6 separate regions of the Homo sapiens genome follow, and regions 1, 3, 4, 5 and 6 are each linked to region 2. The links are chromatin loops, found by intact Hi-C in ENCODE. Cell type or tissue: ascending aorta. All regions are shown on one strand.

The links. Hi-C counts contacts between places; a loop is a spot of excess contacts. Peaks named below come from ENCODE experiments on the same cell type or tissue, not always from the same donor. Only the 100,000 strongest peaks of a DNase experiment are listed, where the experiment ranks them.
Region 1: a loop joins it to region 2, with 2.3 times the contacts of the local background. A loop is called at or near these places in 24 of 110 quality-filtered maps.
Region 3: a loop joins it to region 2, with 10 times the contacts of the local background. A loop is called at or near these places in 19 of 110 quality-filtered maps.
Region 4: it touches region 2 in a loop (3-fold over the local background); 8 of 110 quality-filtered maps call a loop at or near these places.
Region 5: a loop joins it to region 2, with 1.8 times the contacts of the local background. A loop is called at or near these places in 5 of 110 quality-filtered maps.
Region 6: a loop joins it to region 2, with 6 times the contacts of the local background. A loop is called at or near these places in 81 of 110 quality-filtered maps.

The regions. Positions count from the first base shown.
Region 1 is chr20:57,594,414-57,599,413 of GRCh38, forward strand. No RefSeq gene overlaps it. Among named protein-coding and RNA genes, the nearest start is that of ZBP1, 24 kb to the right of the region's middle. RefSeq lists silencers at 2,579-2,638, 2,659-2,832. In ascending aorta, CTCF peaks have their summits at 71 (motif pointing left) and 2,709 (motif pointing right); a DNase peak (open chromatin) is centred at 2,728; H3K4me3 peaks cover 507 bases.
Region 2 is chr20:57,652,439-57,657,438 of GRCh38, forward strand. It overlaps PMEPA1 (prostate transmembrane protein, androgen induced 1), which reads right to left. Exons shown (of 4, transcript NM_020182.5): 3 at 595-648; 4 at 1-160. Among named protein-coding and RNA genes, the nearest start is that of ZBP1, 35 kb to the left of the region's middle. RefSeq lists a silencer at 1,992-2,071 and enhancers at 2,265-2,864, 2,865-3,462. In ascending aorta, a CTCF peak has its summit at 2,001 (motif pointing right); DNase peaks (open chromatin) are centred at 33, 2,023, 2,263, 2,983 and 1 weaker place; H3K27ac peaks cover 2,965 bases.
Region 3 is chr20:58,207,503-58,212,502 of GRCh38, forward strand. No RefSeq gene overlaps it. Among named protein-coding and RNA genes, the nearest start is that of ANKRD60, 19 kb to the right of the region's middle. In ascending aorta, CTCF peaks have their summits at 2,519 (motif pointing left) and 2,718; a DNase peak (open chromatin) is centred at 2,499.
Region 4 is chr20:57,745,869-57,750,868 of GRCh38, forward strand. No RefSeq gene overlaps it. Among named protein-coding and RNA genes, the nearest start is that of NKILA, 38 kb to the left of the region's middle. RefSeq lists enhancers at 1,805-2,664, 2,665-3,522. In ascending aorta, no CTCF peak of the experiment used is centred here; DNase peaks (open chromatin) are centred at 2,328 and 2,903; H3K4me3 peaks cover 1,968 bases; H3K27ac peaks cover 2,996 bases.
Region 5 is chr20:57,872,320-57,877,319 of GRCh38, forward strand. No RefSeq gene overlaps it. Among named protein-coding and RNA genes, the nearest start is that of LINC01742, 130 kb to the right of the region's middle. In ascending aorta, no CTCF peak of the experiment used is centred here; no DNase peak of the experiment used is centred here.
Region 6 is chr20:58,084,539-58,089,538 of GRCh38, forward strand. No RefSeq gene overlaps it. Among named protein-coding and RNA genes, the nearest start is that of CIMIP1, 64 kb to the right of the region's middle. In ascending aorta, a CTCF peak has its summit at 2,924 (motif pointing left); no DNase peak of the experiment used is centred here.

The DNA of each region.
Region 1 (5,000 bases), 58 kb before region 2:
GCCCTCCTGCCCTGCGAATTCTGTGGGCCTTTTTTTTTTTTTGCAAAAACAGATCAAGGGCGCCACCTGGTGGCTAGAGCTGAGGCCGTGGCCGCTTCAGCCCAGGCCGGGGTCCACGGTGGCCAAGGCTCAGTAGGCCGGTCCCTTTAGGTCACTTCCGATTTTGTAGATGTTTGTGGTTACACAATTAATATGTTTACCTTGCAGATACAGTAGAAAACCCAGATAAAGCCAAAAGAAAGCAACCACCTGGAATTTCGCACCCAGAACAAACCTTTCTTCACATGTGCACGGATTTCTTTCTAGACTTTTCTTCATCCATCCAGGCATTTTCATACAAAAAGTGAATCATACCCCACAGAGAGTCTGCAACCTGCCGAGCTGTTTCCCACTCACCGCTAGATCGTGGCTCTCTTTCGTGCCAATGAATATACTTTTACAACATCATTCCTGCAGCTGTGCACGCACTTTGGGTGTGGCCAGAAAGTGATTGAGGTCGACTGAGCCCCTGTAGGTTGGATTTCTTTGGAGCAAAGTGAGTTTTCCAGAGTTTTTTCATTTTGTTTTTGCCTCCCTTGGGGAAGACAGGAACTTCAAAGCCCTCATTTCTCTGGTGCAAAACGGGTTTTGACAAATCCACATTTAGGGGTAAACTTCATGGTGCCAGCCCCCCGCCTCCCTGTGTCTGAAGCTGGGAGCATAGGGGCACTTGCTACTCACCCTGTGAACTGCCCGGGGCCCCTCTTGGAGCCTGAGGGTTTGGTTTACACTGCCTGAAATGGACGCACGGGCAGGTCATATGCTTCACAGGGCTGTTTTGTGTTCAACAGGTGGTCTTTGTAAAGCACTCCACGCAGGGCTCGGCCTGTGGTCAGCCCTTGGTAACTGTCAGCTTTGTTACCATTCAAAGGACCACAGGGTGTGGGACAAGAGCACTGCGGCCCCCCAGGCCTGTGCTCTCGTCACCGGCTGCAGGATGGGGGCCTGTTCTCGTCACCTGCCGAAGGGCTGAAATGCCTCCTTGGGGGTCATGGTGGGGCCTGACTTATTGGGTGCCGAGTTAGATCACCCTTTGCTATTCATGAGGCTGTGGCTGTGCCAGGAACCACGGGCGCTGTGACAACACAGCCACGTCCCCTGACACCCACTGACGTCCCCTGCTCTGGGGCTCTCCACCGATGATCTCATTTAACCCCGTTTTGCGGATGGGAAAACTGAGACTCAGGGATTCAATGACACTTGTAACATCTCACACCTGGTCAGTGGCGGAGCCCTCTGGGGCCCAGGCCTGGCTGCCACTCGGGGAGGTCTTGTTGGGGGCCTCTTTCCTTTGTCAGTGACTCCAGGACCTCTGGGCAGAGTGGGAGGAGGTGACATTCAGCAGAGTGTGGCCGTGGTGCTGTGTGTGTGAGATGGGAAGCAGTTGCCCTGTCTGGAGGCCTGGGCCCTACCTGGGCACTGAGCTGTGTGTATGTGTGTGTGGTGCACGCTGGTGGGGGGTGCTGAGGTTCAAGGTAGCGGGTCACTTGGGCATGTCACAGCACAGAGGGTAAACCCGCTGTCCACCAGGCTTGGGGCAGATATGGCTTCTGAATCCATCCTACCTGAGCACATTGTCAGACTCAAACAAGGAGCTAGACTAGGAGTCAGAGAAGGAGGGGCCAGATGGAGAGAAGGGGGTGGCTCAGGATGGGGCGTGGTGAGGGACCATTACCCACAGCACTGATGCGGCCGCACCAACGAGGCAGGCCCCTGCTAGTTTCATCCTGAACACAGATGATCACCCCATTTTGCACATGTGGAAACGGAGGCGCAGGAGGACTAGGTACTTGCCCAAGGTCACACAGCTAGAAAATGGTTGGGCAAAACCTTGAGTCTGGGGTGGTCCAAGTTTGTATCTTTGGCCCTACACTGTTGTGTAGACCTGGGAGGCATCCACCCACTTGGTGAGCCAGAGAGGGGCCTGTGGGCTGACTGTAAGCTCAAATGGGCCCTCTCTTCAGGTCCTGCAAATGAGGCACCGCCCCACCTCCCTACCTCCCAGACAGGGGTTGATGATGTGGGTTTTCTTCCACACTTGGAGGTCGACTGTACTCATTTTGTGCCCTGGGTTTAATCCTAGAGGGCCATTCACTGGCTGTGTGACCTTGGGCAAGTAGCTTAACCTCTCTGTGCCTCAGTTTTCTCCATGTGAAACGGGGTAAAGATTCCTTTCTTCGTGGAGTCGGTGGGAGGATGAAGTGAGTTAGTGCCTGCGGGAGTCCGGGGGGCATCAGCTCCCGCAGGGTCGGGACTTCGATGCCACAGATGGGCTTGCAGGTAGGGTCCTTGGGAGTCACGCAGGAGCTGGACTGGGGACTTGAGCGGGGGTACCCAGGTTGCAGGGGTGTTCCCCACGATAGAAGAAAATCAGCCTCTGAAGGGTGCTGGGTTTGTGCTCCTTCCCCCAAATTTGGGGCACGGGCATCAGCCAGAAAGGAGCCCGCCCCCGGCCCGGGAGGGCAGAACAGGAACTTTCACCTGGGGCCTGTGGACCGGCTGCAGGCTTATGTGCACCACCCCGGAACCGTGGGGGAAACACGTGTGTCTGGCTGCTTTGTGGGGAAGGAACAGGAGGGGGTCACACGGGATCCCCCCCACCCCGCCTGACCCCACCTCAGGCCCTGGAAGTTTCCGAGCCCAGCCTGGTGAGCGGCGGCCGGCGGCGTGCGGCCAGCAGAGGGCGCTCGGGCCAAGGCTGTGAAAGGCCGGCTCCGCGCTCCTCCCCTCCAGGCCGCCCCTGCAGTCGAGACCTGCGGAGGGCGCGGGCGGGGGCTGGCTTGGCCCTAACTCTCCGGGAGCCCGGGTGGGGCCGCTGGGGTCACAGCTGGGGCCACAGCTGGAAGCCGGCCCAGACATCTCAGCCCGGGGCGGGTGTCACAGGGGAAATTTTGACAATTTCCCGGCCTAGCCCCACCTGTACAGACGGCTGTCAATCAATCCCCGGGAGGGCCTAGGCTTCAGCCCCCAGGTCTGGGCACCACTGGGCAAGGGCTCCCTTCATTCTTAGCGTGAGCTCCCACCAGGCAGGGTCTGTCCCTATTTCTGCCCATTTAACAGAGTAGGAAACTGAGGCTCAGAGGTGGCAGGACTTGCCTGAGATTACACTCACTTGCCTGGGATTACACACACCAGGGGCTGTGACGCCAAGCCCCATTATTTTTTTCCCCATTTATTCTTTTATATTCGTGATATTAACAGCAGCAGCAGCGCCTGTAACGGACCTTCTCAGTCTGGGCCTTGCTGGCACTCTGGGCTAGATGTCTGTGTTAGGGGCATGGGGTGCGCTGAGCGTTGAAGGGCATGGGGTAGCCTGCACATTGAAGCATGCTCAGCAGTGCGGGCTGTGTGAGGCTCCCCAGGACGATGCCCGTGTTCTAATCCCAGAACCTGGAACATGTTACCTTACATGGAGAAACAGACTTTGCAGAGGTGATTAAGTTAAAGATAGTGAGGTGGGGGGTCATCCTGCATTATCAGGGTGGCCTCGATGTCATCACAGGGGTCCATCTAAGAGGAAGGAGGAGGTGAGAGGGAAAGACAGAGGTTCAGAGCCGGTAAGCCAGATGCTGGGGGCAGAGAGGAGTCACACAAATGGGGGGATCAAAGATTCACCTCCAGGATCTCCCAGCCACGCAGTTCACCCCCCACACCCCTGACCTGCAGGTGGAGCTGGGAGGGCCAGGCCTGTCTCGAGCTCTGTAGCCAGGGGCGCCAGACCCCCTCCCCCCTTTCCCCACCCCCGGCCCCCCAGCTGACACTCCCGCCTTCAGGGCTTTGCCGGCACTGGCCCTGCTGGATTGCTTCTCCAGCAGCTGGGGGCATTCAGCTGATTGTGGCAAAGGCCACTGTGCCCCGGGGTGGGCGTGGGGGGCAGGTCAATGAGACACAGTGGGGGAGCTGACCAGCCAGGGGCTGGGAGGTGACAGCCAGGCCGCGGTGATATGTCCCAGGCAGCTTTTTCAGTAACATGTTTAAGAGCACTGGCTTGCAAGCCTGCCTGATGGCTGGGTTTGAATCCTATCTCTGTCCTTGGGCAGTAGTTTCACCTCCCTGAGTGGGTTTGAATCCTATCTCTGTCCTTGAGCAGTAGTTTCACCTCCCTGAATGGGCTGCCTTGGAATCATGCAGCGGGGGCTGCATCATGCTGCGTATCCACAACTGTCCAAGGAACCCTTGTTTCACAGGAGCTCTTGCAGAAGAGGGTTTTCATGGAATGCAAAATCCTGGTCCTGCTGGCCCCTCCCCATCTGAGGTGATGTGGCTGCCCGTGGGTGGGTGCCAGTCTGCTGTCATCCGTGGGAGCTAGCAGCCTGGCAGATGGGAGTGTTAAATCCTCCGTGATGGGTTGACCACCAGGACTGGAAAAATCTGGTTTTCAATCTGGAATTTTGAACATGGGTCTCACTTGTCAGCCATGTGGCTTTGGGCAAGCCACTTACCCTCCCTTGGCCCCAGTCTCCTCATGTACTTAAGGGGAGGATTAAAGAATGCTTAGAAAATGCCCTTGTCACAGAAGGTCCACACCATTCTAAGCACCCCCAAATTCAGGGGTGAGCCTGGATTGGCTACAGCTAATGACTCTCATCCCCATGCCCAATTGGAGGTGGCAAATACTGGGGTGGTTTAGAAATTGCTTTTGTCCCCTGTGGGAATGTGAGGTCTGGAACCACTGCAGCCATTTTGTCCCCAGCAGGGCAGAACTCTTAGTGGCTGGAAAGTCTCCGTGTGGAGCCTGAAAAAGCTGAGTCTGTGGGAAGCCATGAAGAGAGATGGAGGGACAGTGGGTCCTGAACCACATTGTTTGAGCTGCTGGATGAGGCCTTACCTGAACACTGCTAGTTTGTGAGTCAATAAGCACGCTAAAAAAAAAACAACAAAAAAACCTGCTTTTTGTTTTGATTCAAAAGTACAAATAGATCTGCAACATCCCACCTACAATATTGAACAGATGCCTAAAC
Region 2 (5,000 bases):
GTGGGGGCTCCTCCCCGTCTGACAGCGAGATGGTGGGTGGCAGGTCGATCTCGTGCTGCAGGTACGGATAGGTGGGCTGGAAGCGGTGGAAGCGCTCCCGCTGGGCGAAGGGCGGCACGGCCAGGCGGTCGGTGGGCCGAGGCGGGGCGTAGACCTGCGGCTGGAGGAAGCAGAGCGGGAGTGAGGGAGGGCGGCTGTCTCAGGTGGGTTGTCCAGAAGCGATCCTGAGACTGGAGTTCTGCTGCATGGGACTTGGCTCTCTGGGGAAAGGGAGAGGGCAGCAGGGCTGGCGGGGGCGGGAGCCCAGAGCCTGATCCCGCGGGGGCCCTGGCCTGGGGGGCAGCACTGCAGAGCTGCACCGCCCTCCTCCAAACAGTGGCAGCGTCCGTGCTCCCGTGTGCAGAGAGCAGAGAGCTGGGCTGCTCCCTCAGGGGCAGGGAGCAGATGATCTCCGGCAAGGAGGATCCCAGCAGCAAGGGCACTGCAGAGGAGGGCGGAGGGGTGAGCCTTTAGCAGCCCACACTGTTCCAGCCGCAGCGGGAGCAGCCCAGGGTGGGATGGGGGTGTTGGAGGGGAGGCCGAGGGAGGTCTCACCTCTGGGATTCCGTTGCCTGACACTGTGCTCTCCGAGGGCCACAGGCATCCTTCCTGCACAGGAAGAAACGTACAAGCAGGGTCAGTGGGGTGGGCAGGAGGGACAGCAAAGGCTCAACCCAGATTCGACTCTTAGGCCTTTACCCTGGAATCAGCTCTTGAACCCGCCCACCTCTCTGCATCGGAACCAGCTTCCCCAGCCCCTGGCCCTGGGCGCTTTTCCAGGACGTGAGCGCAATCACCTCCTCACTGATCCCTGAGGTGCCCTCTGCTGTCCCCTGAAAATCCAGCCTGACACTTTCCAAAACATACACCCACTTGTGGGGCCCCCTTCTCAAAGCTGCCTGTAGCTTCCCGTGGGCCTCAGTGGCTTCTCACCAGGCTGAACATGGCCTCAGCCCCTCACCCCTGGCCCCACTCCCCTGGGCCTGGGCCCCCTGCTGGCTGTGTGACCTGCGTCAAGTTACTTAATTTCAACGCTGCAGTTTCTGTACCTGAATTACAGTTCTTGAGATTACAGTACTTGCCTCATAGTTGCTCAAGCACTTGCTGAATTTGAATGTAAAAACCACCCGGAGCCCACGTGGCACTCAGGTAGCATGTGAATGTGCTGGGTGTCACCTCCACACTCCCACCAGCCATGCTGACCAGCCCCCTGGGGCCTCAACAAGCTCAGCCCGAGCCCCAGGTCCTTTACACGGCAGGCCAGGCTGCACGGCCCGCTGCTGTCCACTTTCAGTTCCAGCGTCCCCTGCAGACCCTTGGAGACCAGCATCTGAAGGGCCTCTCCCGTGAACCTTGTCATCTGTTGATTCCCTTTCCAGCACCTGTCCTAACTTAATCATTGCTTCTATGCATTTATTTCTTTACAGTCTTTCTCTCCCTTGATCTAGTGAGCCCATCATTACTGATGTCCCAGTTCACAGGTGAAAAACAGGAGAGTTGAGGAAAGTGCCCAAGGCGGCTGCTCTGCCATAAAACAGTGATTCAGCCTCTGGCAAAGGAGGTGTGTGGTTCCACTGTGGCGCCAAGCTCTGGTCTGGGTGCAGGGGCACAGCTGCCACTTCATGAAGCTTATGCCATCTGCTCTGAGGAAAATGAGACCCCATGCCAGGACCAGTTCCTCTGAGTTTCCCCAAATGCCATGACGGTGAGCCCTGGGCCCGGGGAAAGGGATGTCTGTTACTTTTATAGCTTCATTGAAATATAACTGATATGCAAATAAATGGACATATTCAAAGCATACAATTTGGTTCGGGCATATATTTATACCAAGAACCTCTCACCACAATCAAGATAATGAGTATGTCCATCACCTCAAACGTTCCCTTGGGGCAGGTTTTTTGAGGGTTCCCAGGTAGGATACCGCTCACCTGCAGCCTGGGTAGGAACGGCCAGAGGGTGGTAATTTCCCATATGGCCACTAGGAGGCTCTGTGGCCCCTCAAAACTGTCCCGTCAGGACCGCTCCTACCCCTTAAGGAGGTCTTAACTGCCTCGTCTCCTGATTTAGCGAATGGCTCTGATATTCTTCAAGTTGCAAAGCCAGATCCACAGGATCATTCCTGACAGCTCCTCTCCCCACCACCCTTGTTCCACCCACCCTTGATCCCCTCTCACTTCTCCTTCTATTAGACAGTTCTATCCACCTCTCTCCCCAGCATCTGTGCCTAGTGGACAGCAAAGTCCTATGGAACCAGGGCCTCCATGTGCAGACAGTCCATCTGCAGCCTGCAAAAATGCAGATTCTGTAGCAGGAGGGCTGGCGAGCCTGCGTGTCTCACCATCTCCCAGAGGCTGCGAGTGCCGCTGGTCTTTGAGGTCCTTGAGGGGTCTCCCAGGGTCTCCTCCACTCTTGCCCTTCCCCAGGGCCCTTCCTCCTCACAGAAGTGGGAACATCTCCCTCATGCCCCCCACCCCACACCCTGCCACTCCTCTGCTTAAACCGTCTGGGCCCCCCGCTGCCTCCAGGAGAGAAAGTTCCAACCCCTTACCGAGGCCCATACCCCCTAGATGTCCACGGCCGTAGTATAGCTGTTTCCTTTAACGGGTTTTCCTATCTGTATAGCGGGCTGATGACAGCGCCTGCAATGCACCATACAGTGTGTTCTGCAAGGTGCCCAGTGAACACAGACTCTCACGTCTTGCCTTTGGATCTGAGCCCATCCTGGGTCTGGACCAATGGCCCCTCTTTCCTCCCTTTCCTGAAGAACTTTGACTGGCCCCTCAAGCCTCTGCCCAGGTGTGCTAACCCCAGAGCTCTCCGTTAGCCCCCCAGGCGGGTCAGGCACCTCCTCCCATCTCCTCCAGTCCCCTCCTGCACCACAGCCTTTGTCCCTCTGCCCCCGGTGGCCTATTCAGGGGTCTCACTCGCCCTGCAGGAGCTGCTACCGTTTCCCCAGTGCCAGGCGCCGGCGTGCTATGCAGTCAGGGAGTGCTCAGGTTGCTACTTAAGTGCGGAAGTTGCTGGGTGACCCGTGCAAGTCATCTTTGTGGAATTAGGTTCCAAAGTGGCTTGAGAAGTCGGGGGAGGTGGGCCCAGCTTCAGAATTGTCTGGAACCTTCCCCAGCCTCTGGCTATGTCTGCCAGTCACCCCAGGTGGAGGACAAGGACAGGTTCCAATCCTACAGCCACTGCTGACGAGCCCCCTGCTCCCAGCAGCCTCCAACCACTCCCAGACTCCCAGGGCTCGGGGTGGACTCCTCTTCTTTGAAGTGGGCGCACCCAGTCCACCTGCGCCTTCCCCATTTAGATGCTTCTAGACCAAGGGTCTGAAAACTGTTTCCATAAAGAGCCAGAGAGTAAAATATTTTCTGGTTTGTGGGCCGGCGGGTCTCTGTCATACCACTGAACCCTGCTGCTACAGCCAAGCGCAGCTATGGGCAAAACGCACTCGAAAACACTTCATTCACACTCAGAAAAGACCTCATTGACAAAACCAGGCAGCCGCAGTGAGCTGACGCTCAGGCAGCTCCTCCCAGACCCCTCCAGAGTCTTAACACCACGAGGCCAGAACGTAGCTGCCCATTCTTCCCCTGGAGTCCCCAGGAACATCCAAGGGGACGGGATGGCCTTCTATCAAACTTCGAGGACTCAGAGATGTTTCTAAAGAATAAAGAGATGTTCCTAAAAAATTCGGTACCTCCCATGTCCTCAGGAGATACTGAATTCCCCCACAGCCCAGCACAAGGGGCCTGGGGGAATTCGGTATCTCCTGAGGCCATGGGAGTGGACGCTAGGTCTTTGGCTCCCGCTGCTGGCAGATTGTCGCACATTGGCCTGGCCACAGTCTTGTCCCTGCCCCTGGGAAATGGGCCCTTGGTGGGCTGGGTTCTCTCGGGAGCAGGAGACCCACACTGAGGACTGATTGGGGGATAAAGAGGACAAAGGGTCACCCCATCCAAGGCCTGAGTTCCTAGTCTGAGCAGGCCTTGGGCACAAAGACTGGGATTGCCTTTCTGGGTAAACCTGAAGTCTGCGCCACTCCGTGGCTGGGCGGTCACTGCAGTGACGTTCTGCATCATGTCCCGAATACCCTCGGAGCAGCGCCAGGGTGGAAGTGCCATCCCTGGTCGAGGGGCTTGCCTGCACTGGAGCCTCACCCTCAGAGGGCAGATCCTTGCCCAGTGTCACACAACAAGGAGGTGACAAGGCCGAGAAAAGACCTCAGAGCTCAGGGTCTTACCTGAGATGGTGAGGCAGGTGGGTGAGGCACGAGCTCTTGTCTCCATACAGGCAAGAGGGGACCCCCAGGGTCACCCTGAAAAGGGGCCATGGTCGGATAGCCATGCCAGGGGCAGAGCATGGATGGGCTGGGGGGATGTAGACTGGGCCCGGGACAGATAAGAGCTGTATGTGGATCTCTATGGAAGGCCGCGGGGCCCAGGGACTCCTGTCTGGCAGGGGGTCCCCAGGGGAGCTGCCACATTCTGCTTTAGGCCTAGTGAGGCTCCACGTTTACCCAGCCAGGCATCCCGGGCGGCTGTGCAGGCGGCTGGGTAGACAGTGGGAGGAGACTTTCTATTGGCCGAAGGTGTGACGGAATCCTACCCCTTCCTGGCAGCAGGATCCCAGGTGCCGTCTCCTGCTCCACAACAGTGAAGCCCCTGCAGTCGGCCTCTGGGTACGGTACACTCTCCACTAACTGCATCCTCCCCATGACCACGGGCCGCACAGGCCTAGCTTCAACCCACTGTGGAGATGCACACACTGAGGCTCCGAGGGGCAAGGTGAGTCCAGCCTGGAGTTAGTGCCCCTCCAGGGCTGGTGCCTTCTGGAATGTCCAGGCACCGTCACTCTCCCCAGCACTTGAGGGAGGACGGAATAGGCTGTGGGCTCTTCACACCGGCAGTGACAAGCAGTGTGGCCTCCGGCAAATGTTCCACCTCTCTCATCCCCAGTTTCTC
Region 3 (5,000 bases), 560 kb after region 2:
GCAGTGGTGGGAACAATGAGACCATTTTCTGATGGCCCCAGGGGAGCTTCCCAGCGCCCAGAGGAGCCGACTAGCCCACAAGTGCTCAAACAGTTCATTTGCTGAATGATTACGTGGGAGTGAGGTAGACTCTACTCCGCGTTCTAGGGCACTTATTTGTCTCTTCCTGTGAAGTGCAGCTCCACACCGCAGGGCAGGGATCCATTTCTCCTCAAAGCCAGGAGTTTTGGTTCTGCAAGCCTCTGTCTCTACCTGTTGGGTGGGAAAAATAATACCTCACTGGGTCACTACAAGATTGAAATGCGATACTTTATAGCGCTGGCAAAACCAGACTGATGAATTTTTTCTTTATTTAAAAATAATTCTTAAACCATTTGTGAGATGAGCCAGGTATAAAATACACTGCAGGCCGGGGATGGTGGCTCACACCTGTAATCCCAGCACATTGAGAGGTCGAGGCAGGCGGATCACCTGAGGTCAGGAGTTTGAGACCAGCCTGGCCAACATGGTGAAACCTTGTCTCTACTAAAAGTACAAAAAGTAGCCGGGCGTGGTGGCAGGCGCCTGTAATCCCAGCTACTAGGGAGACTGAGGCAGGAGAATTGCTTGAACCCGGGAGGTGGAGGTGGCAGTGAGCCGAGATTGCGCCACTGCGCTCCAGCCTGGGCGACAGAGCAAGACTCTAGCTCAAAAAAATAGAAATAAAAATGTACTACAGTTTGGTGAAAGTTAGAAGTAAATCATGAACTTCTTTGATGATATAATTTGGTAAAAAATATTAATTCTGACATGTGCTCACTTATTTTAAATGTCAGCCCTTCCCTGCATGCCACGGATTATACCCTTATACCTTTCAGTCCACAAGAGACCACATATATGACAGTGGTCCTATCAGATTATAATGGAGCTAAAGATTCCTGTTGCCATAGCCATCATACAGTTGTAGTGCAATTACTTTTTTAAACAAATGTAGTGTAACCTAAGTGTGAAGTGCTGATAAAGTCTACAGTAGTGTACGGTGATATCTTCAGTCTTCACATTCACTCACCACCCTCTCACTTACTCACCCAGAACAACGTGCAGTCCTGCAAACTCCATTCATGTATGTGCCCTACACAGGTGCACCATTCTGTATCTTTCATATTGTAGTTTTACTGTACCTTTTCTATGTTTAGATATACAAAGACTTACCATTGTGTTACAACTACCTACAGCAGCGGTCCCCAACATTTTTGGCACCAGGGACCCATTTCGTGGAAGTCAATTTTTCCACGGACCAGAGGGGAGTGATGGTTTAGGGATGATTCAAGTGCGTTATATTTATTGTGCACTTTATTTCTATTATTATTACGTTGTTATATGTAATGAAATAATTACACAGCTCACCATCATGTAGAATCAGTGGGAGCCCTGAACTTGTTTCCCTGCAACTACACAGTCCCATCTGAGGGTGCTGGGAGACAGTGACAGATCGTCGGACATTACATTCTCATCAGGAGCGCACAACCTAGACCCTCACATGAGCAGTTCACAACAGGGTTCGTGGTCCTATGAGAATCTAATGCTGCCGCTGATCTGACAGGAGGCGGAGCTCACAATGGGGAGCGCCTGTAAACACAGATGAAGCCTGCAGCTCACCTGCTGCTGTGTGGCCTGGTTCCTAACAGGCCACAGAACAATACCCCTCTGTGGCCAGGGGTTGGAGACCCCGGCCTACAGCATTCAATGCAGCAGCATGCTGCACAGGTTAAGTAACCTGGTGTAGGAGCAATTGGCTATACCCCATATCCTAGGTGTGTGTGGGCTCTGCCATCTAGTTTGTGTAAGTACTCCCTATGATGTTTGCACAACGGCAAAATCACCCAAGGACACATTTCTCGGAATGCACCCCTTTTAAGTGACACATGACTGGTACCTTGCTTGGGGAGAATGATGTTGAGGATCTTGGGCTTGGAAATACCTAGGTTAGCCTAATTCCTTCTTGCTTTTCTTGTTGCAGCGCCTCCTGGGTGAATATTAATTAATATATTCACTAGGATTGAAAGGAAGGTCCTAGACTTTTCTTCCCTTTAGGAGGACAAGTTTAAAAAAATGGAATTTATCTGTAAAGCTGGCTAGCTCTTATCCCTGACCCTAAAAACATAGTCTGTAAGCCCCCCGCCCCCGCCCCCACCGGGGAAGACTCTTTGGACTGGAGGACCGTGTTTCTCTCTAAATTCTTACACTATGAATGGCATGTGAAAATAATATCCACGTGGTTACATATTTTTCAAAACAGTGTCTACTATCCAAAGATCAACAGAGCACAAAAGTACCAAGAGTGGAAAATCTCTGGTGTATAACGGCCTAACGGGAAAGGAGAAAATTGGGGAATGCAACAGGATCTGCAATTCGGGTGGGGGCGGATGGACGCGGATGGACGGCCCGCCTGGATCCGCGCGAGGCGCCACTCGGGGAGTTGATCTGCGGTCTCGCAGTGACACCTACAGGCCGCCGTGGCCGCGCACCTGCGGCAACTGCGTTCGACAGCGCCACCTGGCGGGAGCCGACGCCGGCAGGCCCGGAGAGGATTTTCTTCGTGAATCCAAGACAGAGGGGTGGAAAGTGCTCAGGACCTCTGGGGTGTGTCCTGTGGGCCGCTGGGGCTGGGGTGCAGCCCACGAGGAAGTGTCCGTGGGGTGTGCGTACCTGCCCGTCTATCCTGCCCTCTGCACTGCCTGGCCGTGCTCAGCCCAATGTGCCTGTCCCAGCTGGATCCTGGCCGGGCAGGGCCGTCGATGCTTTGAGAATGAGTGCTGGTATTTTCTGCCTTTTACAAGTAGGGAAAGAGGGGAGTTGGAGGAGTAACCGAGGTCGTAGCCTCCAGGAAGGCCTCCCGGGCAAGCTGACTCCAGAACCAAAATACTCCCCCACCTGCCTCCCAAAGGTGGTGGAACCTCTACTTTTGCCGCTCAGAACAGTCACATTCAGCTTCATCCCGACAGGCACTCGAAACTATGGCAGAGGGGCAGGCATCCTCACTCTGCCACCTAGGTGCTGTGTGTTGCTGGGCAAGTTGCTAACCTTCTCTGAGCCTCCATTTCCTCCGTGACAAATGGGCATGAAAGAGAACGTGCTCAGTGCTGCTCAGCACCACCTTCCCAGGGATTTTGTCAGAAATGCAGAGTCTCAGGCCCTGTCCCAAACACTGAGTCTCGCATCCTTGGGAGGTGGGGCCCAGCAATCTGTGTTTTAACTAAGCCCGCTTGCGACTGTGATACTAATTGAGAATGTCCGCCTTCCAGGGTCACTGAAAAGACCAAATAAGATCACGTGTGCGGGATGCCTGGAAAATACTCAACACACGACTGTCGTAATTCTCCAACTCTAGACAGCCTGGCGTGGGGGCCGGGGGGAGCATTTTCTCTTTTCCTTCCTTTTTTTATTGGTTATTATTTCTTAATACAGGGTGTCAGTCCGTCACCCAGGCTGGAGGGCAGTGCTGTGATCACAGCTCACTACAGCCTCGACCTCCCCAGCTCAAGCCGTCCTCTTGCCTCGGCTTCCTGAGTAGTTGGAAACAGGTGCATGCCACCAGCTAATTTTTTATATTTTTTTGTAGAGATGGGGGTCTCACTATGTTGCACAGGCTGGTCTCGAACTCCTGGGCTCAAGCAATCTTCCCACCTCAGTTTCCCAAAGTGTTCGGATTACGGGCACGAGCCTCCACAGCCTGATTTTTTTTAATTACAAAAGTAAGACATGCTGTTAAACACAGAATTACCATGTGACCCAGCAATTCCCCTCCTAATGTACACCCAAAACTTGAATGCAGGAATTCAGACAAATCCTTATACACCAAAGCTCATAGCAGAACTATTCACGATAGCCAAAAGGTGGAAGCAACCCAAATATCTATCAGCTAATAAATGGATAAACAAAACATGGTATATTCATACAATGGAATGTCATTCAGCCATAAAAAAGAATGAAGTACTAAGACATACCACAACATGGGTGAACCTCAAAAACATTATGCTAAAAACCAGGTCCAAAAGGCTACATGTGCCTGGGCACAGTGGCTCACGCCTGTAGTCCCAGGACTTTGGAAGGCCAAAGTGGGTGGATCACCTGAAGTCAGGAGTTCAAGACCAGCCTGGCCAAGATGATGAAACCCGCTCTCTACTAAAAATACAAAAATTAGCTGGGCATGGTGGCATGTGCCTATAGTCCCAGCTACTCAGGAGGCTGAGGCTGGAGAATCGCCTGAACTCAAGAGGCCGAGGTTGCAGTGAGCTGAGATCATGCCTGTGCACTCCAGCCTGGATGACAGAGTGAGACTCCGTTTCAAAAAAAAAAAAAGCAGGGGAGCTACATATTGTTATGATCTGATTTATATGAAATATTCAGAGTATTCAAATGTATAGACAGAAAGTTGATTGGTGGTCATCTAGGGCTGGAGGGAGGTGTCCGGGGTGAATGCAAATGGGTATGGGGTTTATTTTTGAAATGATGAAAATGTTCTGGAAATAGTGTGATGGTTGCACAACATCGCGAATGTACTAAATGTCACTAAGGATAATGTTGTGTGTCTTTTGCCACGATAAAAAATAAAAGAAGGGCCAGGCATGATGGCTCATTCCTATAATCCCAGCACTTTAGGAGGCTGAGGCAGGCAGATCGCTTGAGCCCAGGAATTCGGCAACATGGTGAAACCCTGTCTCTATTAAAAAATACATATATACAAAAAATTAGCCAAACACGGTGGGGCGCTCCTGTAGTCCCAGCTACTCAAGAGGCTGAGATGGGAGGATCACTTGAGCCCAGGAGGTCGAGGCTGCAATGAGCCGTGATTGCACCACTGAGCTCCAGCCTAGATGATGGAGTGAGACCCTGTCTCACAAAAGGAGACTTGCCGGTTGTAACAATTTAGGGCTGTGTAAAACAGTTCTCTTGCCCTGGAGCAAGCAATGCTAACAGTTTGGAGGTATACCTTTGACATCATTCTTTGTGCTCAAATA
Region 4 (5,000 bases), 93 kb after region 2:
CTCCAGCCTGTCTCCAAAAAAAAAAAAAAAAAAAGAAGTAAAAAGCGACAGGCGAAATTCATCTTAATAATATATTTAAACTTTAAAATTATGTTTAACATAATATATCCAAAATATTATAGTTCCAACATGTAATCAAATAGGAAATTATCAATGAAATATTTTACTTTTCTAAAAAAATACCAAACTTGTGAATCCCAGCATATATTTTATAATGACAGCAACAGGTCATTTTGGAATAGCTGGATTCTGGGTGCTCAATAGCTACTCGTGTCTTGCTATTGCCATGTCAGACAGCACAGATCCGGATAGATTGCACCACTGTGTTTGGAACTCATTTCTTTCTGCGCCTCAGTTTCCTTAGTTGCCAAGGGCGCATCATTAGGTGGGTCTGGCAGGGCCATTCCAGACTCCCTGAGACAGCGTGCTTGATGCATGGTAATTGGCAAGTCCATCACTGTCGCCAGATTGGAATCGCTGCCCTGTGCATGCCAGCCGGGTGAACCTGGGCACGTTCCCCCTCCCCAGCTCAGGATGTGGAATGCACCTGCCAACCACCACCTCACAGGCTGCTGCGGGGACCAAAGGAGATGCGGGCAGGGGGAGGGTGTCGTGCGGGCAAAGGACAGGGCATCCCGTACGCACAAGTCAGCTGCTGGTGTTCACAGGGCTTTGCTTTCACTCTGTAATGCCTGCCCCCTCTGGGGATGTCTTGGATCTCCCACTTGAACATGGAGGCAGTGACTGTCCATCCTGACCTCTCAGTGTTAAGACTCTGGGAAGTATCATTATCTCTTCATATTTATAGCCCCTAGAACTGTCCCTGGTATGCAGTAGGCACTTAATAATCATTAAATAACTGAATGAATGAATGTACGAATAAATGAATACCTATGTGAAAGGAGCCATTCTGCTGTCTTGTCCTTTGGGAAGGGCAGAGATTTGAAGCTGGGTGGGGACTTGGGGGCTCCTCCTACCTTTGCCTGATGGGCTCATGATCTGCTGGGCGAGACCACTCAGGCCAACTCTTAAAGCCCAGAGCCCCTCGGGATCTGCTCTAGTTCTACCAAGGGGTTTCACCCTCCCTGGTACTGGGCTCTGGGTGGACCAGAAGGTCTGTGTACTCCCAGAGGGGCCAGCAGAGTGGCCTGTGAATGACCTCTCCCCCACCCCCACCCCAGCCAGGACTGTTTACTCCTAATACATTAGATTTCCAGATGGGAATCATTTGGGCAATCGTGCACTTTTATATCCTTGAAAGGAAAAGAGAAAATGGCAATGCTTCCCTTTCTGCCCTTCCCCTCAAGGTCTGCCAGGATGACATCAGACCCCCAACCTCACCAGGGGGCTTCCTCACCAGGGGTTGGCGGGGACCAGAGGGGCAGAGCTTTGAGGGAGGCCGGAGAGAGGGCCTGCCCCTTCCCCTGCTTCCCAAAAAGGAAATCATGAACTTGGAAATGTTGGAAGCATGTCCTCTGTTAACCTTCTGCACACCTCAGTCGTCTGCACTTCACCGTCATACTTTCTGCCATGTCTGGCTGCCACTCATACTATTTCTTCGCTTTTTTCTTTAAGATAAGTTAACAAAGTTTTTATATAGCATTAAAAATGTTTTCATTATGGAAAATTTTAAATACATACAAAAGTGGCCTGAATAATATAATGTAATCTAATCTAATACAATATACTCATAATATATAATGTATGTATTATATATAACATGTCATATTAAATGTTGCAATATAAGATACAATATTTGAAATGATATGTAATATACCCATCACTTCGCTTCAAAAAGTGTCCACTCGTGGCTGATCTTGTTTCTTCCATGTCTTCACTCGCTCCTCCACTGCAGATTACTCTGAGGCATACCCCAGAAATCATGTCTTTGCATCCACAAATATTTCAGTATCTCTCTCCCTCTGAAATGTTCGACTAACTTACAAAACTTAATTTGTCTTAAAAGTGAACTCTGTATCACTACCCTAAGAGGAAATCTGGGTAACTTTCCAAAACTAGATGGAAAAATAAACACCGCGAAAGTAAAATAGTGTTACCCATGTCTACGTGAGCGTGAGCCTGCTCTCTTGGTTCAAAAAAGGAATCCAAGTGCTCAGGGAGTGTTGAGGACAAGTTGGCACCCAACTGAGACTTTCTCCTTCACAGATAATTAGGAAGGGTGAAAGACAATTGGGAGGGGAAAACTTTCTCTCTGTTTGGTTCGTTGTTACCTGATACTGAACCATAACCTCACTCCTACCGGCACGTCTGCCCGGGGTGCCGGCCACTCCTGGGTGCCACAGCTGCAAGCATAGGCACCCACGGGCAGGGCTGGCTTTCAGGGACGTGCTGCTGCTGGTGCAGGAGGCCCGCCTGGGTTCAGATCCTGGCGTAGCCCTTCCTGAGTATGTGAGCTTGGGCACACAGCAAACTCCCCGGCCTCAGTTTCCTCATCAGGGAAATGGGGGCAGGAGTAGTGGTACCACGCATGGCTGTTGTGAGGCTCACGAGATATTCCAAGTATAGAGTTTAGAACGGAGCGTGACAGAGCAAAATCTCAATGAATGGCAGCTGGTGGTGGTGTTGTTTTTATTGTTATTATTACTAGCAGCTAAGTAGACATCCCGATTTCTTCCAAAGTGTCCCCTCAACAGTGGAGCTGGAGTTACCTTTTCTCCCTGGTCTTCCTGGTGGGGGCTAAGTCTTGCCCTTTCTCCTGCCCCAGGCATTTTGGTTTCTGAATTCCTGGAACTTTGCACCGCAGCATCGGGGCTCTCATGATCCCCTGAGCCACTTAGCCTGCCAGCCTGTGAGTCACCTCTGTCTACTGGGGAAAACCAAGCGGCCCAGAAAAAAAAATTCCAGACTCCCATGGGCGTCCCCAGCTGCCTGCTGCCGGGATGAGCAGCGCCACCGCCACCCCCATCCCTGCCAGACAGCTGGGCAGGCTGCCAGGTCCGCGGCTCACACCCAGGATGGCAGCAGACAGCTCCACTGGGCTGGGCTCTGCGTGTGTGTGCGTGTGTGTGTGCGCGCGCGTGTGTGTGCACGCGTGCGCCGCGTTCTTTCCCCTCTGCTGGCCTGGGTTGTTTCGCTCTGGGCTGCGCATTCATTTTTAGATTCCGGCCTCCTCCCTCCCCGCCATCTCCCGCTTCTATTCTTAGAAAGCAAACTGGGGTGTGCTTGGGCTTCGCAGGGAAGTCAGACAGAAGTTTGCCCACGTGCTCCGGCCGCCTGAGATATGGAGTTAATTAAAAAGGAGGCTTTGAGCGGCAGGTTCATTGGCCGGAAACGCAGCTGGCGGGGGCCAGGGCGAGCCTGGGGTGCCCGGCCCCCCTGCTCTAGGTGGACTTGGGGAGCTGAGTGGAGGCTCTGCCCAGCCCAGCTCCCAGGGCCTGAGAGGGCAAGGCTCTTGGGAGGGCCTGCCCTGCCTGGATGGGTTGGGGTGGCCGTGAGTGTTGGTTAAATATGAACTCTTCAAGCATGTTGAGCTGCTGAGAGATTTTTAATTAGATAAATAAATTGTAAAGGGTTTGGAGGAGGGTTGCCTTCAGGAAGCTGAGCTGGCTGAAATGTGCTGTCTGCGGAAGGAAGCCGACCTTCCTCAATGCCAGCCTGGCAGTGCAAGGGCAGGAAGGCAGGGAGAGAGGAGAGGAGGGAGGGAGGGGTGAAGGGAGAGAGATGGGAGGAGGAGGAGGGTCTGGGGGTACTGGAGTGTCTCAGTGTCAGAGGCGTTGGAACCAGAGCGACTCCATCTTGAGTGAGGGCTGGAAAATGAGGCCGAGACCTGCTGGGCTGCGTTCCCAGAAAGTCAGGCATTCTGAGCCTCTAGATGTTTATGGTTAAGGAACAAATTAATAATGTTTACTAAACAGACCCAGACTTGGGAGTGTCCAGATATCCTGATATCTGGAGAACAAAGGCATTCCTAATTTTACTTTAAAGATAATAATATCGATTCTTGTAAAATACAGTAATTAAGAAAACTAATCCTTTATCACAAACCCTCGTAGCAGAGCACATCTGCCCATATATACAAGCATTGTACCTAGGGTGGACGCGTTCCTCCTCTTACTTTCGGGAATGTCCTCCTCTGTCTGTGGAGTAGCTGTCCTTTCACCACTTGACTTTCTTAGTAAATTTGCTTTTACTTTGCACTGTGGACTCACCCTTTCTTGCGCAACTGCGATCCAAGAACCTTCACTTGGGGTCTGGATGGGGACCGCTTTCCTGTAACAGCAGAAGAGAGTGAGCAGCTGGAAGGAAATGTGCCTGAAGAGAGGGGGAGTGCCTGGTTGAAGGAACCAGCCTGAATGGGTTCAAAATCCTGGCTCTGAATTTTCCAGTTGTGTAACCTTGGTCACAGCACTTAACCTCTCTGTGTGCCCATTTGCTTATCTGTGAAATGGGCACGTTTATCATAATGGTGCCCCTCTTTAACTTAAGACAAAGGGCTTCAGCAGCATCTGGCACAAAGCAGGGATTATGAAGTCACCCAAATTTATGTCTGCAGCAGGGAACAGAGGAAAAACAGAGGCAAGGACCCTATGGTGTTTAGAGACAATGGTTACCCCTCTCTGTCTTAGCCCAGCAAATCCCAGCGGCATTGCACGTAGGAAGGGGAGGCAGCCCTATCAGGACTTAATCTTCTTGGAGAAGAAGCAGGTGAGACCAAGAGGGTTCCTTCTCTGGGGCTGATCCTCCATTGACTGAAAGAGATACAACATTCTCTGAGAGCTCAGAAGCCTTCTCCTCCAGGAAACATTCCCTGACAGCCAGCTCCGTGCAGTGGCTCCCTCCTCTCCCCTTACCATACATCGTACTGTAGGACAGTGTCTCTCTCTTATTTAAAGTTGTGTGTTTTCTTACTTAAGACATTTTCACAAGTATTGTGCCAACACATTCTCATTATAAAAAATTAAAAATTTCAGAAGCCTGAGGAATAAAATGAAGAGGTCTTATCCCTCATTCTACACCCTTCTCAACAGTTTGATATGTAA
Region 5 (5,000 bases), 220 kb after region 2:
TGTCACTGCATTCCAGCCTGGGTGACAGTGCAAGACTCTGTCTCAAAAAAAAAAAAAAGACATACCCAGGACTGGGTAATTTATAAAAAGGTTTACTTGACCCACAGTTCCACATGACTAGGGAGGCCTCTCAATCATGGCAGAAAGTAAAGGGGAAGCAAGACACATCTTACATGGCAGCAGGCAAGAGAGACCATGTGCAGGGGAACTGCCCTTTATAAAACCATCAGATCTTATGAGACTTATTCACTCTCACAAGCACAGCATGGGAAAAACCTGCTCCCATGATTCAACTACTCCCACTGGGTCCCTCCCATGACACATGGGAATTATGGGAGCTACAATTCAAGATAAGATTTGGGTGGAGACACAGCCAAACCTAATCACCTACTAAGGGCTGGCCATGTGACTGGTGTAAGGTTCTGTAATCCAGCGTAACCAACTTTTCCCTCTTGGCTCAGGACGATTCCAGTGTTAGCACTGGAAATCCCACATCACAGGAAACCCTGTAGTCCCAGGTAAGCCAAGATGGTGGGCCACTGGGCCTTGGCTTCATCATCAATAGAGTGATGATGGTAATAGGTTGTCATGGAGACTTAATGAGGTCATGCAAGCAGGGTGCATATAGCCAGACACAGCTCAAGGCAGGGTAGCTCTCGCAGTTAGCCAACAATGGAAAGGAAGGGAGTGGTGCCCTGGCAGCTGGAGTGGCAGTGGGAAGACAGCCTCAGCTTTGCCTTGGGCCTCCCTGCATTCCTCCTCCGCAGGGCAATATTCATTATTCCGCAGGGCAATACTCCACACCAGGCAGGCCACACTCTGTGACTCATGGGCATGGCTGGGTCTGGGTGAGGCTCACTCCTCACCACCTTCATTCCTCTCACTGTGGGCATGGGGGCTTCTGTGCCAGCCATGGCTCCAAGATGAAAACCTGGCTCCTCACAGCACTCTGGCTGCCTTGCCCTGCCCTGGTGTCTGTGGTCCTGGCTGGGCTTGGTTGAATGCAGAGAGCTGTCGCTTCTGAGACCTTCCCTTTCCATCTGAGCCCAACACAGTCAGAGGGATGGGGGCTGGCAGGTCTCAGTAAAAAGGAGTAAAATGAGCTTTCTTTCATTTCCCAGAAGTAGTCCTAAATGGGTTTTTTATTTAACTCTCATCAAGTCATCTCAAGACAAGTCAACTCGGATTAAGTCTATTTAAGTCTGTGCAGATCAGTTCAGATCAAGTCAACCCAGGGCAGTTGAAGTCCACTGCACTCCACTCCTTTCCATCCCAATCAGCTATTTATTGAGGGGGTTGGGGGGGTGCTGTAGAAGGCACTGGTAGGGTTCCCAAGGCAAGTCATGTGGGTCCGTCTTGGAACTTCAGAATCTAGAGGACAGGTGTGATACAAAATGCTTAAGCCGTAGTGGGGCAGCTTAGTGAAAAAGAGGCCAGAAGTCCCTCTGCACTTGTAGAATTAAGCTGGAATCTTTGCCCTGAAATCTACTGGCCATGTAGCCTGAGAAAAAGGGCCTCACTTTAGGTGATTAGGACCCTGGTTAGCGGGGCCTAACCAGGCTTGGCTTCGCTTCTTCCCTTTCTCCAGAAAATGGGGAAGAGGATGGCAGTCACCTTCGAATGTCGATGTGAGCAGGAGACAAGGTCACATGTGTAAAGGGTTTAGAGACACACCTGGCCCAGAGGGAGCACACGGCACATGGGAGAAATATATTATTGTTTTATTGCTATTGTCAGGATTATTCCTCTGGCTCCTAAGGGCAACGCCAGTGCAAGGTGAGATGACTTAAGAGATGAGGGTAAAACTTCTGTCTCCTTGAGTCTTGAACTGTCCCCCTCCCCAATCACAGCTCAACATCGGATCTTGTCAAGTGGACTCAAGTGCTGGCCTCAAGCTCTTTGAGGGAGGCAACAGCTATCCAAAGCCCACTCAAGTCCTTCCCCTCCGACTTGTTCAGAAACAACTCCAGGAGAATAAATAGAGTCCTTGAGCCCAATACAATGAAGAGGTTTCAAATAGAGCACCTTGAAGATGATGTGGGCTGCCCTGGCCTCCTCCGATCCCGTGGTGGCCCAGGCGCCCCTCTGTCCGGCCCTCGCTCCATCATGAGCCCTGAGAACCCCAGCTCACTGGGGTGCTGACTCTTATTTAGTGCCTGAGCCTTTCTCTTCTCCCCAACCCCAAGAAGGCTCCCTAGAAACATTGCTTCCCAGGACACTTCACAGGCTGGAGGCAAGAGCCGTGTTCAGAGCACAGACACATTGGGGTTCGAGGCCTTGTGGGTCACTTGCCATCTGTGGTTGGAATAACCTAACCCCTTGAGCCTCAGCATCATCGTCTCTAATGCTAAAGTACCAACATTGGAGGGTTCACGTATTCGTTTCCTGGGGGCTGCCATAACAAATGACTACAAACGTGGTGGCTTAGAGAAACAGAAAGGTATTCTCTGAAGTCCAAAATCAAGAAATCCAGAAATCTTGCTGGATATGGTGGCTCCTTTGGGAGGCCGAGGAGGGTGAATCCCTTGAGGACAGGCGTTCCGATACCAGCCTAGGCAAATGGCAAAAACCTGTGTCTATAAAAAAAATACAAAAAAATTTAGCTGGGCATGGTGGTGTGCACCTGTAGTCCCAGCTACTATGGAAGCTGAGGCGGGAGGATCACTCGAACCCGAGAAGTTGAGGCTGTAGTGAGCTGTGATTGCACCACTGCACTCCAGCCTGGGTGACAGAGTGAGTCCCTGTCAAAAAAAAAAAAAAAAAAAAAACCCAGAAATCCAAAATCAGGGTGTTGAAGGGCTGCGCTACCTCTGGAAGCTCCAGGGAAAGATCCTTCCTTCCCTCTTCCAAGCAAGGAAGAGGCATCTTTGGCTTGAGGCAGAGATTCATCTTCTGGCCCCAAGATCCGGAAGATGGATATCTGCCTCCACCTTCACATGGTTTCCCCTCTCTGTGTCTCTCCTCTGTGTGTCTCTTATAAAGACACTTGTCATTGGATTTATGGCCCAACCCAAATAAATCAGGATGATCTCATTCTAGATGAATCTAGAATGAACGAATTGGTGATTTACATTCACAAACACCCCTTTTCTAAATGAGGTCACTTGCACGGTTTCTGGGGAACTGTGACCTGCAATACGAGGGCTGGACTCAGGAGTCCAGGTCCTGGTTTCAAGTTGTGGCTTCATGGCTCTGCGCTGCGATCTAAGGGAAGTCCTTAGACTTCTCTCTGCCTTAATTTTTCAAGCTATAAAGAGGGGATTCTAATAGGATATATTTAAGGGGTTATTTGGATGATTAAATGAGTGAATACTTGTCCAGGGCTTAGGATAGTCCTGGCCATATGAGACATGGCCACTAAATGATAGTAGCCAACATTGTTATTTTAAAACTGAAGTTGATATTTTATGCTACTGTGCCTCGGTCCTTTACCTAATTCCTTTCCTCTTGCCTGCGATTGGCTCCTCTCTGGTTGGCCCTGCTCTGGGGCCTTTTCCACACCTTCCCAGGAACACCTGCTTACCTGCAAGCTCCTGCGCCCATTTGTCCCTCAAGCCTGTCACTGGGGGAGCCTTCCATCCATTAAAAATATTGCTAGCCCCCATCCCCTTTGGGGCAGAACATTAAAGTGCAATTTCTGTAAAGCCACTTTATAAAATGAGAGCAGTTGAACGTTCTCGGGTGTAGGAGTAATTATAATTCCCAAGTTTCTCTGAACATTTTTCTAACTGGATCTTTTTGTGTCGTTGTCTCAGAATAGACACACTTGTGGGCTTTCCTAGGCTCAAAATAGTTGTGAGATAGGGGTTGAAATCGACATCCGAGTTTGAATTACAACAACTTGGTTATAACTTTGGATTGGATGAATTTCACCAGCCAAATGTGGTTCTTTCTGCAAATATGGCTTCCTTTTATGGAATAACAAAATTCCTGAACCAGGGCTGTGCCTCTGAGAAGTGGTCCTTTAGCAGAAGGGTGGGTGGCCCTGGGCTAGAATTGGAGTGTCTACAGTTGGCTGCGTCGATCCACTGTCTACTCTGGACGAGGCCTCTGATGAAGACTGAGCTCCTGCAGCTGGGCTTAAGAGTCTCCAGGTCTGTCTCTGTGTGGGCTCATCCTCCATCCTGTCTTCAGCATATCTCAGTAGGTGAGAGCTTCGACCCCAGAGCCAGGTCAATGGGGTTCTCTTGTCTCCTCCACTTATGGCTATCATGATGGGGGACAAGTTACTTTATTTCTCTGTGCCTCAGTTTCCTCTTCTGTTGAGTGAGGATAGCCATGTACACATCTCCTGGGGTTGCTGTAAAGATTAAATGAACTGATACACGTAAGGTCCTCAGAACTGTATCTGGCACAGGGTAAGTCCTGGCTATTTTGATTGCTGGACACATGGTAGGTACACACTACATGTTTGGAAGTCACTGGTCCTCCACTTCACAACTCAAGGGGTCTTAAAAGACAAGCAGGGGGCTCTAACGGGAGGTTCTCTGAGAGACCTAGGTAGCTGCCACCAGTAATTCAGGGATGGCCAGTGGGGAGGAGATGGCCTTAGTGACATGCAATTGCAGGTCCATGAGGGAAAGGGAATTTTCCATCCTGGACTCTGCATTCCCTTTCTTCAGTGTGACAAAAATGCACTTAAAAGGCATTAAAACATTGTCTTCCACCCCCTACCCCGTTCCAGGGTGCTGTTTCAATAGACAGAATCACTCTGCAATGCAAGAGCCCTGGCAGCAGCTTACCTAGAGGCACGGCTTACCTTCAGGAAACCTTTGTCTCTGGTAGTGTCCTGGGGTAAACCCTACCCCTACCCGTATAACAGAAAAATAATACACTTCTTTTTGTTTTTTAAAACAATATTTTATCGATTTAACTGAAACTGTCTGGTCAGTGGATCCCCTCCTGTACTGGGTGAGGCGTAGAAAGGGAGGGAGAGGGGCCTGTCTGCGTTTTATTAACCCTTTCAATGTGTGACTAGAAGATCACGTGCTCTCGGAGCA
Region 6 (5,000 bases), 430 kb after region 2:
CTTACAAATATCATAAAGCATTATTGGCAGAAAATTTGGCCCGTAAGTTACATCCTTTCCAGAATTTGTTAACATTCTCCTCTTGGCCAGAGTAATGGACTCTGTTGGTTCCTATTCAGCATCCTTCTCCCCTTCCTCCTTCCCCTCCCACCCCTGACACTACTCCAGATCCCCTCCCTCCACACAGCCCGTGGGGAAGCGGAGCCTGCCCCAGCTCCCCGGGTGGGACTTGAGTGGTCTTGGTCAATCATGACGATTCGATCTGTCTTGCCCATGGCTTCCAGGTGAAACCAATCTGTGCATTGTCTTGGGCAACTCTTCTTGATTCAAGGGTGGGCGTTTGATATCAGTAACCCAATCTGACTAAAGAGAAGGACTTTTATTGCATGGTTGAAGAAATTCCTTTTTTTCTTCCAGTGGAAGAAAACAAGGGAGGCCCTGTCTCAGTTGCTCCACCTCACCACAGCCAGCCTTAAGAGAGAGGCCGAGGGCCCCTGCTGGTGCCCACCCTGGTGCCCACCCTCCCTTGACCTCCTGGACATGGGTTTCTACATTTCCCCATGACTTAAACTGCCTGAGTCAGAGTTTCTGTTTGTGGCAGTAAATAATCTACTTGTGAGCCAAGAACACGACTAATATCAAAAATGTTCCGTGCGCCCAGGAGAAGAATGGGGCTGTTTCTTTGGAACAGAGTTGTATTGACATTTCATAAATCAAGCTTGTTCATTGTGTTGCCCACATTCCTTATCTGCTTATTTGTCCACGTGACCTATCCAATTATGAGAGGGGAAAGTCAAAGTCTATTGCTATGATTGGGGCTTTGTCGAGATGGTGCATTATAGTCTTTGCGCCCAGTGAAACATTTGGCCGATTAAGATTTGGGCCCGCTATGTCTGCTTGGTGGATTATAGATTTTGTCAGTAGAAAGTATTCCTCGGCTTACCATTTCCTGCCTGTGGCCTTCAGTTTTGCTTAATCTCATTGTCACATTTCATCCCTGCTTTCGGCTCCCCTCATGTTGTCCCACTTACCAGAGCTCCTTTCTTTATTATGAACCTTTCTGGGTCAGGTTATTTGGGCTGTGTCTTGTGAACGGTTTAGAGTTGGCTTTTGCTTTTTAAGTCAAATCTGAGAGACTATATCTCCACCTGTTTGATAATATATGTTTACCATCTTTTTTTTATTATTTTTTTCCTTTTTTAAAATTGCATTGAAGTTAGTTTTCATTTTCTCCCATTTTCCTCCTGGACATTGGCAGTTTGATCGCCGCTGGCCTTTAAAACTTTACCAAACGTATCTAAATCTATGGTTCTCTGTTGCTATCAAAAAGTTTTGAAGATTTATTTCTTTCGTACTGTCCCCTAAGGCAAGCCCTCTGGAAGCTTCCCAAGAAAATCGTTTAAAAATGGCCCCCTCCTCTCCAGATTGTCAATTCCTACCCTCTTCCCTGATTTACTTTCTCAAAAAAACTTATGGCCAACTGGCCTGCTGTAGGTTACCTTATTTTTTCTTGTTGTTCTTTAAAATTTTTTTTATTTTTCTAGATTTAGGGGCTACAAGTGCGATTGTTACATGGATATAATAATGCACAGTGGTGACATCTGGGCTTTTCATGTACCACACCCAAATAGGCACCCCACAGGTAATTTTTCATCCCTCATCCATTCCCCACTCGTCCACACTCCCCAGTCTCCAGTGTCCATTATTCTGCTCCATATGTCTGTGTGCACACATCGCTTAGCTCCCACTTATAACTGAGAACATGTGGTTTTTGACTTTCTGCTTCCAAGTCATCTCACATTGAATAATGGCCTCCAGTTCCATCCACGTTTCTACAAAAGACATGATTTCTCTATTTTTTATTCAATTGCCTTATTTTGTTTGCTTTCTCTCCACACTAGCTCCATGAGGGTGAGAATATCTATTTTTTTCAGAGCCTGTTATAGCCCCAGGGCCCGGCATAATGCCTAGCACATAGTAGGTGTTTTATAAGCATATGTTGAATAACTGAATGCCTTTTCTTCTCTCTTCCCAGGTTATAAGCCATGTGGAATTTCAATCTCAAGATATTAATAATTTTTTATTTGTTTATGTAACTTATAGAACAAGCTACAAGGTCAGTACAAGCACTATAACCATTTGGTAGATGAGAAAACTTAAACTTAAAAAGGTTACATCATTTCAAGATGGCATAGCTTAGAAATGACCAGGGTGAGACTTGAACTCACATCTGCCCAATAGTAAAGTTTGCCTTCTTACCCTCCGTGTCTGGATCACACATACACCTGGCATTGTAAATGCTTTCTTGGCATTACCTCCCAGCTCAGGTGGGGAAAACACGGGGTGAGGCCCGTGAAACCATCCTGACCGATGCTACCCCTTCCTCAGAGTCCAACTCGAATGCCTCCTCCTCAGCGATACTGCTTCAGGTCCCGTCGGTGAGAATAAATCTGACCTTGTTACCTTTTCTTTGTTGCCTTCATCAACTTCTGACTTACATTACAGCTGTGTGAGCATCATCCGCTCACCAACTAAACCGTGTCCTCCATGAGGGGCCCCATCTAATGCCTCTGTCTTGCCCACTGCACCAGGGGCAGTACCTGGCATACAGTAGGCACTCAAGCAATGCAGGTGAATTGAATTGCTGAGGTGTAATACCAATGGCCCTGGCCCATCCAGACCAAGATCTACCTCCTCCAGGGAGCCTTCCTGGACTACTTCTAGCCGAACCCCAGCTCTCTTTATCTGGCCTTTAACTGATGTGAAATTTAATTCCATGAATTGTAGTGTGTGGTTGTTCTTGGATGGAAGAAGAAACACCAACCAAATAAAAGAGTCTGACTGCAAAGCCCCTGGAGAAAGGAACAATGGATGCCCGGGAACATCGTCTCTCAAGTGCTGTCCCCTTGTGGCCAGAGCATGGAATTCCAACCAGCAGGCAACCAGCTCTAAAGCTAATTACTCTGATTTCCTTCCCAGCTAGCCAGCCCAATGTTGGGCCAATGAATCATTAGACATCATTACATTCTTTAAAAATCCCTACTACTGTTCACCTGGAGTTCCCCGCCGTACTTAGAGTTGCCCATGTCTGATGCAGCTCAATTGCAAACCAACCAGTGTCTGTATCTGTAGCATCTGTGATTGTGACTTCAAATTTGCCACTCATATTTCAAAGTGCTCTTTGTTTTCTGGGAGATACAATAGTGTGGGGGCAGCTACAGTTCCTGTATCCGTGAGATTACATGTTAGTGGGGGATACAGGTACTAAACCAGTAACCCCAGAAGCAAGCAAGCTCATTATCGTGAGTTGTGAAACCTGCCGTTGACTACAGAAAGCAAGGGATGTCTTGACTGCCCTAAATCATGGTGCTCTCCATTCTCCTCTCTGATGGGAGGCTGGATCTCAGTCAGATCTCCCTGGGAAGAGAGGTCAGTACTGAGCAGTTCAGAGCCCAGACTCGGGGGGCAAACTCTAATCCTTGTTCTGCCTGTTACAATTTATTTGACCTTGGGGAAGTTATTCTGAAAAACCAGAATATCCTGATTTGCATAATGAAAATAATAATAATGCCCACCTCATAAGGTCCTTCAGAGTAGAAAATGAAATCTTACTTTAATGCCCAGGGAGCACTGACTAAGTGTAGCTCCTATTTGACTCATGTGCACCCGCGGTGCTGCATGGAAGGAGCTGGTCTGGATCCTTTCTAACTGGCCCACTAGCGTTTATGTGCAGACGGGTTGTGTTCTACAAGGGCAGGGTAACACCTGCAAACCCCCGTCCTCTCTGGAGGGTTGGTAGGTCAGCACTAAGGACAGTGCCATGCATGAGGAGACATTATCAGTGTCCTGCCCAATATCCAGATTCCTTCTTCTTGGAGAACAAGTTCCAAGCTGGATTCGGGTAGTAAAGGCCCACATGGGCCATGATCTGTCTAAGCTGATCCGAGATCCTGCTTCCCTCTTTCCCAGCCTCCCTGGCAGCTGGGAGTGGCCATGTAACTCAGTTCTAATAAAAGTCTGATGGTAGCTTTTCTGGGAAAGCTTTTTTCTGTTAAAGGAGTGATGGGCCTAGCACAGCTCTTCCCCTTTCTTCCACCTTGAACTCAGATGTGATGCCTGGAGGTATGGCCATCCTCATGTGACCCTGAGGCAACAAGCATGAGGAAGGAAAGCCAATATGCTCAGAAGGGTGAAACAAAAGATAGGAAAGGCCGGATCCCTGAGGATGTGCTGGGCAACCGAGCCCAGAACCAATAGCCCACCTATCCACGGCCTCGCTGTGTGAGGCAGTCAGGGCAGGCGGATTCTCCAGGGCCTGCAGTGGAATGCATCTTCAGGGATTTGCTTTGCGTGGCCCTTAAGCATCAGGTCTCATCTCAGGTTCTCAGCCTGCAGCTGAACACATCTTCAGGGATTTGCTTCGTATGGTCTCAAGTATCAGGTCTCATCTCAGGGACCTTTCTCAGAATGGCCCTTCCCTCTCAGGACCAATTCCAAGCCAGAGGAGAAGGTCATTCTTCTCTATTTGCTCAGAGAGTGGATGGACCATTAAGAACAGGAAACTTCTTATCAAGAGGGAACCTATCAGCCTAGACGTTTTCTACCTTCCCAGGTCCTGCATTGGACCAACCTGAAAGAAGATATCAGGGAAATTAAATATGGTGCTCTCATCCCTGCCCCCACACCAAGATTCATGATTGGAAACACAGCATAGGCCGAGCGCGGTGGCTCACATCTGTAATCCCAGCACTTTGGGAGGCTGAGGCAGGTGGATCACTTGAGGCCAGGAGTTGGAGGCCAGACTAGGCAATATGGCAGAACTCCCCTCTACTAAAAATAGAAAAAAATAAGCCAGGCACGGTGGCGAGTGCCTGTAATCCCAGCTACTTGGGAGGATGAGGCAGAAGAATCACTTGAACCCGGGAGGTAGAGGTTGCAGTGAGCCGAGATGGTGCCACTGCACTCCAGCCTGGGCAACAGAGTGAGACTCCATCTCAAGA